Regions from separate parts of the Homo sapiens genome. Here region 2 is linked to region 1. A link is an interaction called in ENCODE POLR2A ChIA-PET data of the cell type or tissue named here. Cell type or tissue: Caco-2. All regions are shown on one strand. Links, peaks and the distances in the headings refer to the core of each region. The heading gives the core; the rest is flanking DNA. Region 1 holds the start of HOXC8 (homeobox C8). Region 2 overlaps GTSF1 (gametocyte specific factor 1).

Region 1 (8,327 bases), core at 125-8,124:
AAGTACATCTAGTACACTAGCCTTAGCATAAAAACAAAACCACAAGTCCTTTTCTGCATTTCGAGGGGGCTCCCCTCTAAAATAAATACCAGAGAAGCAGGGAGGTGGGAGTGTGGTGAGAGACAGACCGAGGAGCACGGAGGCCAGGTCTCAGACCTTAAAATCCAGGAAGGACTCAGAAGGGTGGGGGCAGGGACAAGTGTGTGTGGGGCAAGGAGTGAGACAGAGAGTCCGAACTTTTCACTGTTTCTCCGTCTCCCCCCTCCAGCCCCCAAACAAATAAAGAGTGGGGGAAGTCCAAAGGTAATAAAACCAGAGCTGCAAGTATCTGACAGGTAGTTAGAGTTGTGAGTGTCATTCTATTCTCTATAAAAGCAAATGACAGTCGTAAACTTCTCAATTTATCTGCTACCATAAAACGAAACTTCAAGGGAGTTGCTAAGGGGGGGGGGGTCTTTCTTTTTTGCTTAGTCCTTGTTTTCTTCCTTTTCCTCCTCTTCTTTCTCCTCTTCCTCATTTCCTTCTTCCTCCACCTTCTCCTCATCTCGGGCTCCCGGCAGTTTATCCTTGTTGTTCTCCTTTTTCCACTTCATCCTTCGGTTCTGGAACCAGATCTTCACTTGTCTCTCGGTCAGTCCCAGGGCATGAGAGACTTCAATCCGACGTTTTCGTGTCAAATAAGGATTAAAGAGAAACTCCTTTTCTAGTTCCAAGGTCTGATACCGGCTGTAAGTTTGCCGTCCACTGCGCCTCCCCGGAGCTGGACAGAAGAAAACCCCAGTCTGGTTACGTTTGGATGGGGGCTTGGTTTTCCTTTGCCACTCTTCCTACTCTAAACTCCCCTCTCTGATCTCCTCAGTTCGCCTCCCCTCTATGGAAAAGGCTAGAGCAGAAGGCAGACAAGGGCAGAAAAGTTGGGGGATTGTTTTTGTTTGGCTTCACCTTGGGAGGTGGGGTGGGGGTGGGGGCTAGGGTCTGTTTGGAAACTGGGGCCTTTCAGGGGCTGGGGAGCCCTGTAGAATCCCCCCCACCAGGCCTGTAATCCTAGGAACTGGCCTTTGCAGCTTTGTTTACAAGTGCAGCAGGGCATTTAGTGAGCGAGGCTGGGGACAGACTGTTTCCAAAAGAAAGGAAAAAAAGCTGGGGGTAAAGAAGAGGGGCTCTGCCCACTGCCCTCTCCTTGTCTCTCTCTGCCTAATGCTTTTCCAATAAGAAAAATAATTGATCTGCTGGAATGTGTCACCGCTCCGCCTGATTGCTAACTGGAGACCAGCAAATAAATCATGGGCCATCCCCGCCGGAACTTGTCGCTTTATCGCTTCCCCCTGTACTTCGAAATTGGGCCATGAGGGGCCACCCTTGGAGGGGCTCATGACCTAAGCTACTCTGCAGGTCTCAGGGAGACCCCACAAGTCCTTGATTGGGGGGGCGGCTAGGGTCTTCTGGACCTCAGGAACCCCTAATCTCTATGGCCTCTCTCCTTTTGAGCACTCTTTTTTCCCCCTCCTCTCAGGCTCCCCCGTCTTCTCCCAACTGGGGGAAGTATAAAAAAGTTGGGGTAGTGGCCCTCAGGCTGGTTCTCTGAGAGGAGGTTATGGGTGCCCTAGAGAGCCAGAGAGCCTGTCCTTAGAGTCTCACCACACTCTGGCTAGGGCAGAGCAACAGGGGTCTGTCTCCCTTTGCCCCAAGACAGCCTGGCCAGTGTCCTGGACTCCAGGCTCCCTGCCTCTGGAGAAACTGGTTTGTTCCAAAGGCTGACAGTCTCAGGGTACTCAGGGTACCATTCCCAGCCACCTCCCCAACTTTGACTTTAGAGATGGGGAGTGGGAGAGTCAGAGAGAGACAGACAGACAGAGATGGAGAAAACGATTTTTAACCCTTTGCGGCCACACACCAGCTTTCTCTCACCTTCACCCCAATCCCCTAAATGTTCTAGGCACCCCCTCCCTGCCCCGCCCCAGCGGAGCCTTCCCAACTTCGAGAAAACCACCCAGGCACAGGCACGGGGGTGGGGCGGGAGAGACCCCAAAGCCAGGAGAAAAAGCGAGGGCAGACAAAAAGGAGGCGAGGGAGGGGGGGAAACCCTGGAGCGCGGGAGACCAAGGGGGAAAGAGAAAAGGCTTCTCACCGTGGGGTCTCATCCATGGAAACATGAGGCTGGGAGACGAGTTTTGATTTAAGTGGCCTTGTCCTTCGCTACTGTTAGTGTTGGCGGAGGATTTACAGTCGGGATATTGCACCACGCTCGCCTCTTGCTGAGCCCCATAAAGGGACTGTCTGGGGAGCGCCTCGTAGCCATAGAATTTGGAGGCGTCTCCGTGGCAGCTAAGCGAGCACGGGTTCTGCTGGTAGCCTGAGTTGGAGATGCCGGAGGTGCCGTGGTGGAAGAAGTCTTGAACGTGGTGCGAAGCGTGCTGGAAGCCGGGCGCCGAGCCGCCGGGCCCGTACACCAGCGCATGGCTCCTGCCCACGCTCTGAGGGAACCGGCAGTCGTAATAGGCCGGTTCCAGGGACTCGCCGGCTTTGTATTTGGAGAACAGGGGGTTGACGAAGTAGGAGCTCATGCTGGGTACATGAAAACCCGCGGCCCCCTCCCCTCTGGCTCACGAGTACCCCGCCCAGTACCCCCGAAACTCCCCTCCCCCCGGGACCGAACCCCAGGCCAGCTGGCTCCCCGGGACTGGGCTGGGCTGGTGGGCTGGGGGCTGGGCAGGTTGGGGGGCGCCTCGGTGCTGAGCTCGGCCGGATCAGCAGAGCTCCCGGGGCTGGGGCGCGGGCGGCGGCGGCGGCGGGCGGCGAGCGGGCGGCGGCGGCGGCGGCGGCGCTCCTCACTGTCGGTAGGTAGAGCTCGCGCTCTCTCACTTAGCTCTTTCCTCTAACAGCCCAGGCGAATTCCTCAGACTCCCGGCGGTGGCGGCGCTTACACGCGATTCGCGTTCATCAATCCACGACATGAAGACAGGCGAGAGAGAGAGAGAGAGAGAGAGAGAGAGAGAGAGAGAGAGAGAGAGAGAGAGAGAGATGGCGGGGGTTGAGGGGTACAGGGCTGGGGGGACCTGGAGGAAGGGGAGGGGAGGAGAGGGGGAGGGATGGGGGTGTGTGGTGTGTGTAGGGGGGTGGTGAGCCAGCCCCAGCTAATGGCTGGGGCCAGTTTTCCAGGGTACGAATTTAGATGTGAAGGTGCCTCTCGCCCCCAGCCTCGCTTCTCTTTTCCTTCTTCTCAGAGAGAGAGAGATACCTGAGCCAGCAGGTCAACCCAGGTTACCTCAACAGGTATAAGACCTCCAAGGGGATGAATACCTGCAAGCCAGAGCAGGGCCCCTAACCCAAAAGATGGGCTTCCTAGGGGGTCCCTAAGTCTGGAGACTTTGAGGAGGAACAAGCACACCATACTCCCAAATACTTCAGGCATCAGACCCTCCATCCCCTGGCCCCTCCCCAGGGTCCGAAGCTGTTCTGTCTTCTTCCTTAGATCCAGGAGACTCTCTTGCTACCTGCTATGGGTAGAGGAGAGGGTCAGAGGAGGTGGGGCTGGGGAAAACTCCATATACCCAGTCAGGGCCACACTGCCCCTTCAGACACGAGCCCCTGCATGGAGCAGGAAACCCAGGCAATGGCCACAAGCTTGGCTAGGGGCTCTGAGAGCAAAGCTGCTTATGGAGACTAAAAGGAAAGGGCAGCTGTGTGTCCCTGGTTTCTAGCTGGGCTGATTCAGGACATTTCTTCTTAGGAGACTATTTGCATCTGAGTTGGAGGGGACTGGAGCAGGCCTCTTACTTGTCCCCACATACCCCCATGCCATAGGAAATGCCAGCTCAGCCTGGTGGGGCCCCTGGCTTCACTGCAGCTCCCTCTTCCCCAGGCAGGCTGCCCAGGCCAGGATGTGGATGGGAACTATCAACAGACACTCTTTAAATATTTATCCACACTTTCTCTGGAGGGTTCCCCCATCCCCAAGACTGAATACGTTCAAGTTAATTCTAATGGATTAAAGAACCTTAGTCCATCAGCACCCTTCTCTGGCCATAAGTGTGTACAGTGATTTGGGCTTAACACAGACAGAGAGAAAAAGGGAGAAGGTGAGAATACATGCATGCTGTGTGCATATGAATGAAAAAGATGAGTAAGAATTATTTTTCCAGTCCTCTCCCTCACCAGGGTGTGAGGCTGTTACACCCAGGAAATCCTAGAGCACACTCAGGACACACACACACTGTACGTGCTACTTTTCACCCTGAGACACATCAAGTCCATGCTCAGTGTAAACTAGCACACACATGCCTGGAAGCATCCCTGCCACCTCACAGACACTGTACGCACATGTGCACACCCAGGCACACATGCATACATGCCTGACAAACACAGATGCATCTTTAGGTCTTTGCATTATGAAAGCAAAATGCTACCTGTTTTTCTTCCACATCCTGGGGGTTTCAGGGTTGGATGAGGAAGGAGGTGGTTAGGCAACCAGACCTTTTCCTTCCCCATCCGGAGCCCAGCTCTGGAGATGGAAGAAGGAATGGCGGTTCAGGGCAGGATGGTTTAGAGAGAATGAACACCTCCTCCCACCCAACCCAGTCCCCCTATTATCTAAGTAATTGCTGGGGAAATGGCCACTCTCTGTCAAATTCCCAAAGGAGATTCACTGGTGCAGGCAGCAAGAGCTCCCTCCAGGATCCCCTGCATTTGGGGAATCCCACCCCCATCTCAGGAGCTGCCCAAACTCTTAGACACCCAGAACTCTGGCATTGGAGCAGCACGAGGGAAGGGTCAGAAGAGGGCTGTGCCAGGGCTGCAGGCCTCCCTAGGGTCCAGAACAGTAGGGGTCAGGACAGGGCGTCTCTACCCGTACCACAGCTCGCTTCAGCCTTGGCTCCAGCCCTGCCTTTTCTGAGCCTGCTCTTCGGGTGCTGCGATGAACAGAGTGGACTCTGGGCTCCCAGCATCTGGGTCACTGGAGACTGTCATAAATACTTTCTCTTCCCAGCCTGGAAAAAGGAGGCCCAGAGGGCTGGATCCGCTCTGGGGCCTGCGCCTTATCATTTAGGGGGTGGGGTGGGGGGATATTTCGACATTTTATGGTCCAGCGAAAACCCTGCCAGAGAGCTATTCTTCCGGGGCTTTGTGTCTTGGAATGCGACTGTCCCGAGTGTGCCGCCACCGCCGCCTGCCCGGAGAGCCCACCAGTCCCGCAACCCCTGGCCGGACTTGGTTTCCCCTTTTGGGGATCCCTCACCGTTCTTTCATTTGTTTGTTTGCTTTCTTTTACACGTTATCTGGTTTATTTCGCTCCCCGAGCCTGGAAATAAAGGAACCGAAAGCAGCCATCCTCGCCGAGGCCGTCTCTGTCCCTCTCCCCGAGGCCTGCACCGCCCTCATAGGTACCACGGATTTATGTTCGTTTGTCCGGGTCATTCTGCCTTTTTGTGTTAATTACGCGCTGCCTGCTTTGCACTTATCTCCTCCACAAAGCGATTATTTTTAATGCCTGCCCTCCTGAGCCTTCCGAGCCCGCTGCCAGATCGAGGGCCCATCTCCCGCTGCCACTCGCGAATTATTTACACCTCGCAGGTGAGAGGATTGATTTGCTCAGAGCCAGTGGGGCCGGGCCGGCCGAGGCGCGGGGCCTTCTTGCAGCGGCTGCGGGCCGGGCCTCAAATGTCAGTGCGGCCAGGGCGGCCCGGGGCACCGCCGCCTCTAACATTGAGCAACAGCGCCACCTCGCGTCCATTTGGTCCAATGCAGTCCGGCTGGGAAAAAGCTAACAAGAGGTCCCAGGCTTGCCCCAAAGGTGGGAAGTGGGAGGAAGGAACCTCCAGATGGGTGCTCAAGAGAGAGATTCCCTGGGAGTTGCCCCAGGACTGCTGTTCTTTTGTTTTCTAAGTTCTTGAAATAAAACCTTGTGAAAGGTTCCACACTGTTTTCTCTTTTTGTTACCCTCCCTTCTCCAATTAAGAGACTCTAAGCAAAGCAACTGCCGCGATCTCCCCCCATTCAGGCGCATTTCTGGGCTTGGAACATCTCCGCGAACGCGGATGCACGCTCCGAGGCTCCCACGACGGCTTGCCCGCGGCGCGCACCCTAAAGTCCTCCCTCCTCTTACCCTGATGCTGGCCCCGCACCGACTATTCCGCCGCCGCCTGCAGGACTTTGGGGTGGGACTCGGACTTCTCCAGGCTGTTTGACCCCTGGTTTGTAGCCCATCCCTCTCGCGCGCGCGCTCTCCACCTCTCCCTCTCAGCCAGTGAGGTCCTGTTCTCCGTGGGCCATAGACAAAACATTCCTATAATCCGATTTCAAAGGAAAGTGTCCACCTTATTTAAACCATAAAACAATTAAGCCCAGACGTCTAGCCAGCTCCGCGCTGCTGTTTTGTTCGGCCCCATTGAGAACCCAGAACAGGGAGACAAACAGCGCCATAAAAGTGGCATTTCGGGGCTGCGGAAATGTACCTATCCGCTGCCTTCTCAAGTGGAACAATCTTTAGGGTTTTGTGATTCTGACAAAGGAGCAGAGGAGAGGTGGGAGGGGAAGATTAGGGGAAGAGGGCGTTTGCTAGCCCCTCTCTACCCCCAGCTTTCATTTCTTTCCCCAGATGCGTGTTGTGTTGTTAATTCGTAAATGATAGCGAATAAAAAATGATTCCAATCCTGACCTGCAGGCTGGGCTGGGATTGAACAGTGGGCCGGGCCGGGTGGGCCTGTTCTGCATCCCATGCTTTCCTCAGGGTCCTCCAAGCCCGCGGCCCTCCTTCCTGCCCGCAGTAAGGCCGCTCAGGCCGGCTGCAGGAAGCAGGCCGCGCTGATGGACGCTGAGGGGAGGCGACAGGGCCTGGGAGCAGGGGCGGGGTGGAAGCCCGGAAACGCCGCTCTCGGTCTGGGAGAGAAGCCCGCATCCCAGCGCTCCCGACCAGGGGAGAGAGGGGTGTCTTGGCCTCCACTGGGTGGGGAACAGGAGTCAGAGTTCCAGAACAGCAAAATGGCCAAAGAGAGGTGTGAGGAAGGAGAAAAACTATAGGCAAAACACCTTTCAAATGGACCAAGAAAACAATGCTTCTGGAATTGGGGAGGCGGTCTCCTAAGCTCGAAAGAGGAGCTGGTGCTTCAGCGACTGCGAAGTCCCTTGTTGCGACTTGATTGCCCCCCAGTATTATCGAAACAAAATTTTCACCCCTTCCTACCCTCCTCCAGCCACCGACATTGGAGTTTTAATAGAAGGAGAGAGTAGGAGATTCAAATGATGGGGAAGGGGCTGGTCCCTACAAGTGTCTCACCATCCTGTAAGGTGATGCTACGGGGAGCAGCACATGGGCTGGGTCTCTATTTTTTTTCACGGAGTATCTCCCCAAATATTCAGAGCGACACCCTGCACCTTTGGCAGAATGGGCAGCTTGAGATATTAAATGACTATATTTCAAGCAGTCTGATTTTAACAGTTTCCAGATTGGGGGATTTCCGAGAAAGGGGGCGCTGGGCCGAGGCATACCCGGCAGCTTGTGTCTGCTTCTGATTAGCAGATTAAAACTGCTGGTTCTAGGAAGGCGCCCTGGGGTGCAGTACAGCCGATCAGCCCCACCGGACTGTTACACACACATCCCCACATCTTTGCGCTTGGGGTCCCACGGCCACCAGGGAGCACCCCACTCCTGGCTAATCTCTGGCCAGCTTCCTTGGGCCTTGGGCACACCATCCCCCAGAAATGCTGCAGCTGCACAGCGTGACCCAGTCACCCCCAGACAAACATTCAAACTAAACACCAGAGTAGGGGAGACAGAGATTGGGAAGAAAAGAACTAGGAGAAGGGGATCGAGGAGCTGAGACTGCATTGAGAAGTAGAAACTACATCTAATTCTGATTGTATTGGCTTTGCCATCTTTCTCCTTCCCTCCTTCCTTTCCTTTCTTCCTTCTTTTCTTTCCTCTCTCCTTCCATGTCCCATCTCTTCTCTCTCACTGTGTTTTTCTTCTTTTTCTTCCACTGCAGTCCCCAGTGCCTGTCCTGCTCCCTGAGGCCTGCCTGGCCTTCCTCCTAGTCACACGCCCCCTCCCAGCCTTCTTTCCCAGCCATCCCTGGAAGCACCAAAGCACCAATGCCGCCAGGCAAGAATCCAGCCTGGGCCCTCACCCAGCACCCAACTTTCATCTTCACCTATCTCTTCCCTCCAATCTCATGTACTCATAAATTATTACAATTAATTACAGCCAAGGAAAGCCATTCATGCCGTGCCTCTCCCGCGCACTCCATCTAGCCACCAGGAAACTTGTAGGCAGCCAGCCGGGGAAAGCACAAGCTGGGCCTGGGCCTCAGCAGCCTCCACCCCACCCCCAG
Region 2 (8,327 bases), core at 294-8,293, 450 kb before region 1:
CCCCAGACTTTAGAGGTCATGCTGGGTAAACAAGTACTAAATTTGTATCATATTACCGTCATAATGAAATTTCCACATAGAGAACACCCAAGATACTGTCATTTTTACTTAATACAAACTTTCTTTTCCAATGTTGCCCCTAGATTCAGATTCTCTTGATTTCAGTCTGTGCTACTGTTTGAGCTAATTTTTAGGTGGCTAGAGGATTCACTTTAAAACGTTTCTCCCTGGATACTTGCATTTCCCAAAAAATGAAGTCACCAAATTATATGTCAAAAGGCTTGGTAGGTAAAGGTCTATTTTCTTTTCCCATGCTCTTGAATGAAATCTGATTACTAATATTAAATTCTTCTACTTTTATATTATAATTCAGTATACACAGGAATAAGTCATTTGTGTTTAGTAAGAATAGGGGATGGAGTGAATTTCAATTGACATGGTGTATTTATTTTGAAATATTTCTACTTGTAGATGGAAATGCACAGTAACTGAATACCTATCTCATCAAGTAAGTGTTTCAGTTTTATTTCACTGTCTCTTCAGATGGTAGCAAGATTTAACTGGACATAAAGCAATTTGGGTCCAATTTTCTTTCAGATTATGGTACCAAATTAAAGCTTTGTGTGTGCATGTGTTTTTTAAGTATATAGCCTCTGTTATGGCTTTACACTCTAATGAATAGGCATTTACTGGTTAAATTAGAATTCTGTTAACATGCCAATTTGTTTTCTCTAACATTAGTACACATTGCCTTTTTTTTTTTTATCAAAGTTGCATTCTAGATCTATCATGCCTCTTTTAATGGACTGAGATTAATCATTGAGCTGTGCTTCACTGCTCTGCAATTCATTCCCTGTGCAGTACAGTTTAATACTCATCAAAAAATTCATACTTTTTTTAATGAGCACTTAAAAGTTTTGGGTTTCTGGCCGGGTGCAGTGGCTCACGCCTGTAATCCCAGCACGGGGAGACCAAGGCGGGCAGACCATTTGAGGTCAGGAGTTTGAGACCAGCCTGGCCAACATGGTGAAACCCTGTCTCTACTAAAAATTCAAAAATTAGCCGGGCGTGGTGGTGCACGCCTGTAATCCCAGCAACTCGGGAGGCTGAGGCAGGAGAATCGCCTGAACTGGGAGGCAGAGGTTGCAGTGAGCCGAGATCATGCCACTGCACTCCAGTCTGGGCCACAGAGTAAGATTATGTCTCAAAAATAAAATAAAATTTAAAAAATAAAAGCTTTGGGTTTCTAAGAGTTTTACACTGTCGATCTTATCTGAGTATTTGATTTAGCAGAACCTCACAAAATCTATGTGAAGAGACCAAAATCTCTCTCACTTTTCACAGATGAAGCCTTTCCTTTAGGTTACCCTATGTGCCTGTGGCAGAGCCAAGTTTGATCCTTCAAATGTCGTCTTGGCTGAGGTTGCCCAGACACATTGCTTCTGGCAAAGGGAATGTTATAAAGGCTGAGAATGGGATTATATCCCAACTGTTTTGCAGTTAGTAGGCCCTCAGTGAATATTCATTGAATTAATGAATAATTGGCCTCTTGCATTCCAGTCTGTTCACTCTCTCTGAACAGTGAAACAGATAAATCTGTGAGTTAGTTTCATTTTGTAGTAAAACTGATGTTTCTTCTGGTAAGAAGCAGAAAAGAGATGCTAAAAGTTAACATCCCTTAGCTATAGACAATAATACTTATCAGTTGCTTCTAGGTACCAGCCATTTTTCCTAGTAGATTCTGACGTCAAATTGTTAAATACATTTGAAAGCCAGAAAATGGGATTTGGTCCCAGAAGGAAAAGAGATACACCAGCACTGGGGTACATCAGGAAAGCATACATTGAGTATGGTGGTATGCACCTATCATCCCAGCTACTTGAGAGGCTGAGACAGGAGGATCACTTGAGCCCAGGAGATCAAGGATAAAGTGTACCATGACTGTGCCTGTGAATAGCCACTGTACTCTAGCCTTAGCAACATAGTGAGACCTCGTGTCTTAAACAAAAGCAGGGAGGGCTGGGCACAGTGGCTCACACCTGTAATCCCAACACTTTGGGAGACCAAGACAGGGGGATTGCTTGAGCCCAGGAGTTTAAGACCAGCCTAGGCAACATAGTGAGACCTGTCTCTAAAAAAAGGGGTTGGAAGAGAAGCATACATTGAACAGACCTGGATAAATGGTGAATTTTGAATTCCTCTCTGATATGCTATACAAGGTGTCTGGCGATCAAACAATATGAATAGCTGTCTAGTAAAAATGGCTACTCTAAGATGAAAATCTAGGAGAAATTTCTGTGTCTATAACTTAAGACCAGACCCTTCTCTCCTTTGGGACTTAACTCTTTATGGTTAAACTCCTTACACACTAAAAATTTATTTTTCTGTGTAACTCCTGAGGGATCAGAAAAATAATTAGATTAGATAAGAATCCTTAAGCAGCCACAGACATTATCCTCTTAATAAAAATGAAGTTTTGGGTTTTTGTTTGTTTGTTTGTTTTTTGTTTTTGAGATGGAGTCTGGCTCCTGTCACACAGGCTGGAGTGCAGTGGCGCAATCTCGGCTCACTGCAACCTCCACCTCCCGGGTTCAAGCGATTCTCCTACCTCAGCCTCCCAAATAGCTGGGATTACAGGTGTGTGCCACCACGCCCGGCTAATTTTTGTATTTTTAGTAGAGATGGTGTTTCACCATGTTGGCCAGGCCAGTCTCGAACTCCTGACCTCAGGTGTTCCACCCGCCTTGGCCTCCAAATAGCTAGGATTACAGGCAGGAGCCACCACACCCGGCCATTAAGTATTATTTTCAATGCCTGTTGTTGTAGAATTCTCTAGTTTCTTTGGAAGGATACAAAAGAAATAAAAGATATGACTATGCCCTTAAGGAACTTAAGTGTGAGTGAAATGTTTTTGAATATACATACATGACAAGGGTTTGTTCACTTAGCATTTAATGTGTTTTATCCTATTTATGTTTTTATCAACAACTCCACTTTTTACTAGATAAGTACCTCAGAAGCAGGTAGTATCATACCAATTCTTGTCCCCTAATTTACATTGTAAAAGCTTAAAAACTATTTTTGAACTAATGAGTAAATACAGTATGTGAGAAAAAGATCAAGATAATTGGAGTTAATCCAGAATTGCATGAATGAATCAATTTCCTGATATTCTCCTCACTTGTAAAACTCTTGACACAGAAGTGCACATTGATTTCTGTATAGAATGTTTTTAATTCAATTAACAAGTTTCTCTGTGCTCAATGGTAGTAAAGAGTTAAAGATCAGAAGGTACTTGGTGTTCTGCCATCAACAACAGCAGATTCCTCCAGCAGAACAAGATAATTTAATTGGGTTATAGTTGTGTGGCCCATTGTCAGATGTAGTTGGTGCTTTTTTCATTGAAAAAAACTAAGAACTTTTTTTTCTCCATTTACTTGCAGATGCCAGACCCTAGAAGACTGTTGCTTCTTCTTCTACCAGTGGGTTCTCATTTTCCTCCTAATCTAATTATAGAATGGTAAACTCCCTGTGACTTTCCAAACTGACAAGCACACTTTTTTCCTCCCCCCTTGAATCCTCATTTAATGCAAGAACCCTCATACTCAGAAGCTTCCAAATAAACCTTTGATACAGATTGCTTAATAGTTTGGTCAAGTACCTGCAGCCCCAAGATCAGAGATCATGTCCAATTCCACATTAATGAACCATAATGATTTAAAGTTTTCTTAAAGGATCTAACTGAAATAGACAGGAAACTTGGGTTAGAAAAGGTAACTGTGTATTTGTGTTCTCTGACACACATGGACCAAATTCCTTTTAGTGTTTGTAGCAATGGACTTTTTCTGATCAGTGCATCTGTTTATCCATTCTCTAAGATACTGATAACATTTATAAAGCAAAATACTCCATTCTTATTTATAGTCTTTAGGACATCTTACTGCCTATCCAACCTAGGGTAGTTTTATTCATCTCCCCACATTCCAGCTAGAAATTGTACTAGCAGTCAATCTAAGTGTGGATTATGTAGGAATTAAGATTGGAATGGAGGGGAGGAAGTATACCTGTGGAGAAGAGATGGGCTTTCCACCTGTGTGTGAAATTTGATTAAGCTTCGGAGTTTAAATGTGTAAAGGCCCTGCTGACTGCCCTGGGATATGCGTGTAACGACTTAGATTTCTGAAACACCCAAAGCTCTGGCTATCCTAGCATCTTGTGGATTCTTATAAGGAGACTTTATAATCTCCCCAGACCAGTTTTTTGTTTGTTTGGATTATTTTTGAGTTTTGTTTTTGTTTTTTTGTTTTTGAGATGGAGTTTCACTCTTGGTCCTAAGGCTGGAGTGCAATGGTGCGACCTTGGCCCACTGCAACCTCTGCCTCCCAGGTTCAAGTGGTTCTCCTGCCTCAGCCTCCTGAGTAGCTGGGATTACAGGCATGTGACACCATGTCCGGCTAATTTTGTATTTTTAATAGAGGTGGGGTTTCTGCATGTTGGTCAGGCTGGTCTCGAACTCCCGACCTCAGGTGATCCGCCTGCCTTGGCCTCCCAAAGTGCTGGGATTACAGGCATGAGCCACTGCACCCAGCTTGTTTGGTTTTTATCAGGTTAGGTTTGGTTTTAAAAGTGTCTAGCATGGTGGGGAGGCATTTGGGATCTGGTATAGATAGGGACTTGGATGAAGAATACTGAAACATTTCCAAAAAAGATTCTCTAGCATGGTTTGAAGATGACAGATTAAAAAGAGGGAGTGGACTCCTGTGGAATACCTCCTTCCAAGAGTTTTACACAAAACAGGATTCTCCCCCTAATGAAGCAGAGCTGTTCATTTAGCTCCAATCTTTAAAAACAGGTTCAAAATAAGACCCAGCACAATAGTATTTCTGCTTCCAGCTATGTGATCTTAATAAGTAGGCTATTTCTCCTGGAAAAGGTAGTATATTAAGGAGGAAAAAATACACCTATATGTCCCCTAATTCCGGTAGTCATTTATGTTTGTATATCAGTACCTCACAACAACTTTATTTTAAAGAAGTCATATTACTGATAAATACAAAACACTTTTTTATTTTATTTTGGTGATGACAAAACAAAACTGTCTATACTGCACTTAGAACCTAGAACTCCTACCTAGTTTAGGAAAAACAAGTAATATGAGTTTCATTGCAAAGAGCTACTCAAATACAACTCAACAAAGGAATTAAATAGAAATTAATTTATTCATGGGGCTCAGTGTCTTATGCCTGTAATCCCAGCACTTTGGGAGGCCAAGGTGGGTGGATCACTTGAGGCCAGGAGTTTGAGACCAGCCTGGCAACATAATGAAACCTGATCTCTACTAAAAATGGCAAAAAGTTAGCCAGCATGAGGGTGCGTGCCTGTGGTCCCAGCTACTCAGGAGGCTGAGGCATGAGCATCGCTTGAACCCAGGAGCTGGAGGTTGCAGTGAGCCAAGATCGCATCACTGCACTCCAGCCTGGGCAACAGGGCGAGATTCTGTCTCAAAAAAGGAAAAAAAAGAAAATAGTTACTTTGTGCTTCTTAACTATTTAAAGGGTCAAGGTAAGCTAACATCTATCATTCATGAAAAATATTTTGTTATTTTAGGAGGACATCTCTTTGCTCATGACTACTAGGACATAATCACAAAACATCTGACCTTTTGGAGTGTGAGTAGCACTCACTACAGGAGAATGCCTGCCTGTGTTGATTTTGTTAGCTCACAAAATAGTTCTGTTTCTTTTTTTTTTTTTTCTTTTTGAGATGGAGTCTTGCTCTGTCTCCAGGCTGGAGTGCAGTGGCGCGATCTTGGCTCACCGCAACCTTCAACTCCCTGGTTCAAGCAATTCTTCTGCCTCAGGCTCCCGAATAGCTGGGACTACAGGCACCCGCCACCACACCTGGCTAATTTTTGTGTTTTTAGTAGAGACAGGGTTTCACCATGTTGGCCAGGATGGTCTCGATCTCCCGACCTCATGATCCACCCACCTCGGCCTCCCAAAGTGCTGGGATTACAGGCTTGAGCCACCGTGCCCAGCCAGTTCTGTTTCTTTAGTAAACTAATGATTAAAGCCACCAAATTGTCTGGTCACAAGCTTTTAAGGCCTAGGATTCACTAACCTAGATTTAATTGGCAGGAAATTTTTGGAGATCCCCAAAAACTAGTAAAAAGAAACAGTTCTTAGGCCAGACGCAGTGGCTCATACCTGTAATCCCAGCACTTTGGGAGGCCAAGGCGGGTAGATCACTTGAGGTCAGGAGTTCGAGACCAGCCTGGCCAACATGGCAAAACCCCGTCTATACTAAAAATACAAAAAAAATTAGCCAAGTGTGGTGGCGGGCACCTGTAATCCCAGCTACTTGGGAGTCTGAGGAAGTAGAATCACTTGAACCCGGGAGGCAGAGATTGCAATGAGCCTAGATCATGCCACTACACTCCAGCCTGGGTGACAGAGTGAGACTCCCATCTAAAAGAAAAAGGAAAAAAGAAAAAAAGAAATGGTTCTTGGGAGGGAAAGCTTGCTTATCTTTGGGACCTTCCTTTTCAAAGGATACCCTTCCTTTGGAATGTGAACAGTGGAAGGTAAACAGTTGAATATTCTGCCTCAGTTTCAGCTAAAGTCAAGTGTTATGGTTAAAGGTTAAATGCAGAGGTATTTCAAAAGCTTAGCCCAGAGAGATCTAAGCTTTGAGTCCTGCATTTTAGTCTCCTCCAGGGTTTCCACACTCTACCCAAGGAGAGGATTTGCTTTTTGGAAGATTGCCTTTCTCCATAGGGGTTCTACAAGTGCCATTGTGATTTGCAAATGCTCTCACCAGGAAAAAACAAATGTAGGTGATAAGTGATGCTTAGCTCTCCTGGTAGTTGTACCTGAGCTAAACAAGGAGAGTATTTGGACTTAATTTCAAATAATGCCCTTTCATTGGTAAGGCAGAACAGTAGCTGCTTGTGTTTGTCTCTCAGACAAAATGTACAGTATATACTGTACTGGCATTCTTGTATTCCTTTAGTTGTACTTTTCACAATTCATATTAAACTCCAAAATAGGCAAAAACTGAGGAGATAATATTATACTTATTTTTACCATTTTTAAAGAAGCAAGTTGTAAAAATTAAAGCAATTTATATACTGTATTTTAAATGATTAAAACTGGACTGGCCTTAGACATCTAGGAAAATACGCATTTTCATGTGCCAGTTCAATGGTAGAATAAGGAAAAACTACCTAAATTTCATGCAAAAATACTATAACAACTGCTCATTCCTTTGACCACTGTCTTCCTGATACTGTTAAGGTTCAGAACATATTTACATCCTACTTTACAGTGTTGGCCTCTTCAGAGATCACTGAAAACACACTAACCTGTTACCTCATACTACCCCTCAGCTGACTTTCCATTCCAGCCACACTAAGGTCTGATAAATGCAAACCTGTGTATGAACAGGGCATTTGCCTTTTACACAGCAATTCACTGCCTGATCCAACTCATTTAACTCATAAACTTGTTAACAGGTCAGACAAAAATGAAATATAGGATTGTTTGTAGCTAGGAAGAACAGCATCCTAAACAGTAACCCAAAGAACAGCTATTTGGTCAACAGATTTGCATTGGTATTTACCTTAAAGACTGGTTTATATGAAACTAAAATAGTGTAAGAGACTTTGAGGAAACCTATAGAAGACAAGTTTAGTTGTTTTATATATGTAAGGAGGAAATCAGGTTTATTGAAAACCACTGCTTATGAACCCAACCATGCCTCTTAATTTTTATTAAAATACTTGTCACTGAAATAAAGTAAGTTTTTTCAAGTTTGTCTGTTTCAGTTGTTGCCTCAGACCAGCATCCTGAATCCCCTTGACCCCCGCCCCTATTGTTCTACTGTCTCTGCTTTACCAATTCCCAAGTTAAGTGAAGCCCACCATGTTTTACTCTGTTCCTTCTAGGTTATCAAGCATAGTTACAGAAAATCATATGTTTTCATTGGACAGGGTCTGGGGCTTAGATTTAGCTCCTTGTGTTAGTTTTCTCTAGAGTAGATCTTTATAGTAGAGATGCAAATTGAAAGGAATTGAAAGTCTTGTTCTTGAAATTAGAAGCTCCACTGAGATATCCTTTTGTTGAACTGCAGATTTCGACAAAGGAGTCTGTTTTAGCTTTATAAAACCCTGCAAAAATAAGCATTCACATGGTTCCCACTAGGTATGTAAATTTGATATCCACCTATTGTATCCCATATAGAGCTGAAAGGGGCTGGGCGTGGTGGCTCATGCCTGTAATCCCAGCACTTTGGGAGGCTGAGGCAGGTGGATCACTTGAGGTTAGGAG

The links. ChIA-PET counts read pairs that join two places held together with the same protein. Peaks named below come from ENCODE experiments on the same cell type or tissue, not always from the same donor. Only the 100,000 strongest peaks of a DNase experiment are listed, where the experiment ranks them.
Region 2: POLR2A ChIA-PET joins it to region 1 with 27 read pairs; 3 of 35 experiments call an interaction of 5 or more read pairs at or near these places.

Annotation. Positions count from the first base shown.
Region 1 is chr12:54,003,522-54,011,848 of GRCh38, reverse strand. It overlaps HOXC8 (homeobox C8), which reads right to left and starts at 2,864. Exons shown (of 2, transcript NM_022658.4): 1 at 2,129-2,864; 2 at 1-760. The coding sequence starts at 2,564. The coding sequence ends at 468. RefSeq lists an enhancer at 5,378-5,457 and a silencer at 5,688-5,757. In Caco-2, for the core only: a CTCF peak has its summit at 5,724 (motif pointing left); DNase peaks (open chromatin) are centred at 2,898, 5,008 and 5,678; H3K4me3 peaks cover 3,114 bases.
Region 2 is chr12:54,451,270-54,459,596 of GRCh38, reverse strand. It overlaps GTSF1 (gametocyte specific factor 1), which reads left to right. Exons shown (of 9, transcript NM_144594.3): 8 at 472-508; 9 at 3,444-3,640. The coding sequence ends at 488. All of the region lies in intron 3 of GPR84-AS1 (GPR84, ZNF385A, ITGA5 and GTSF1 antisense RNA 1), which reads right to left. Among named protein-coding and RNA genes, the nearest start is that of GTSF1, 18 kb to the left of the region's middle. In Caco-2, for the core only: no CTCF peak of the experiment used is centred there; no DNase peak of the experiment used is centred there.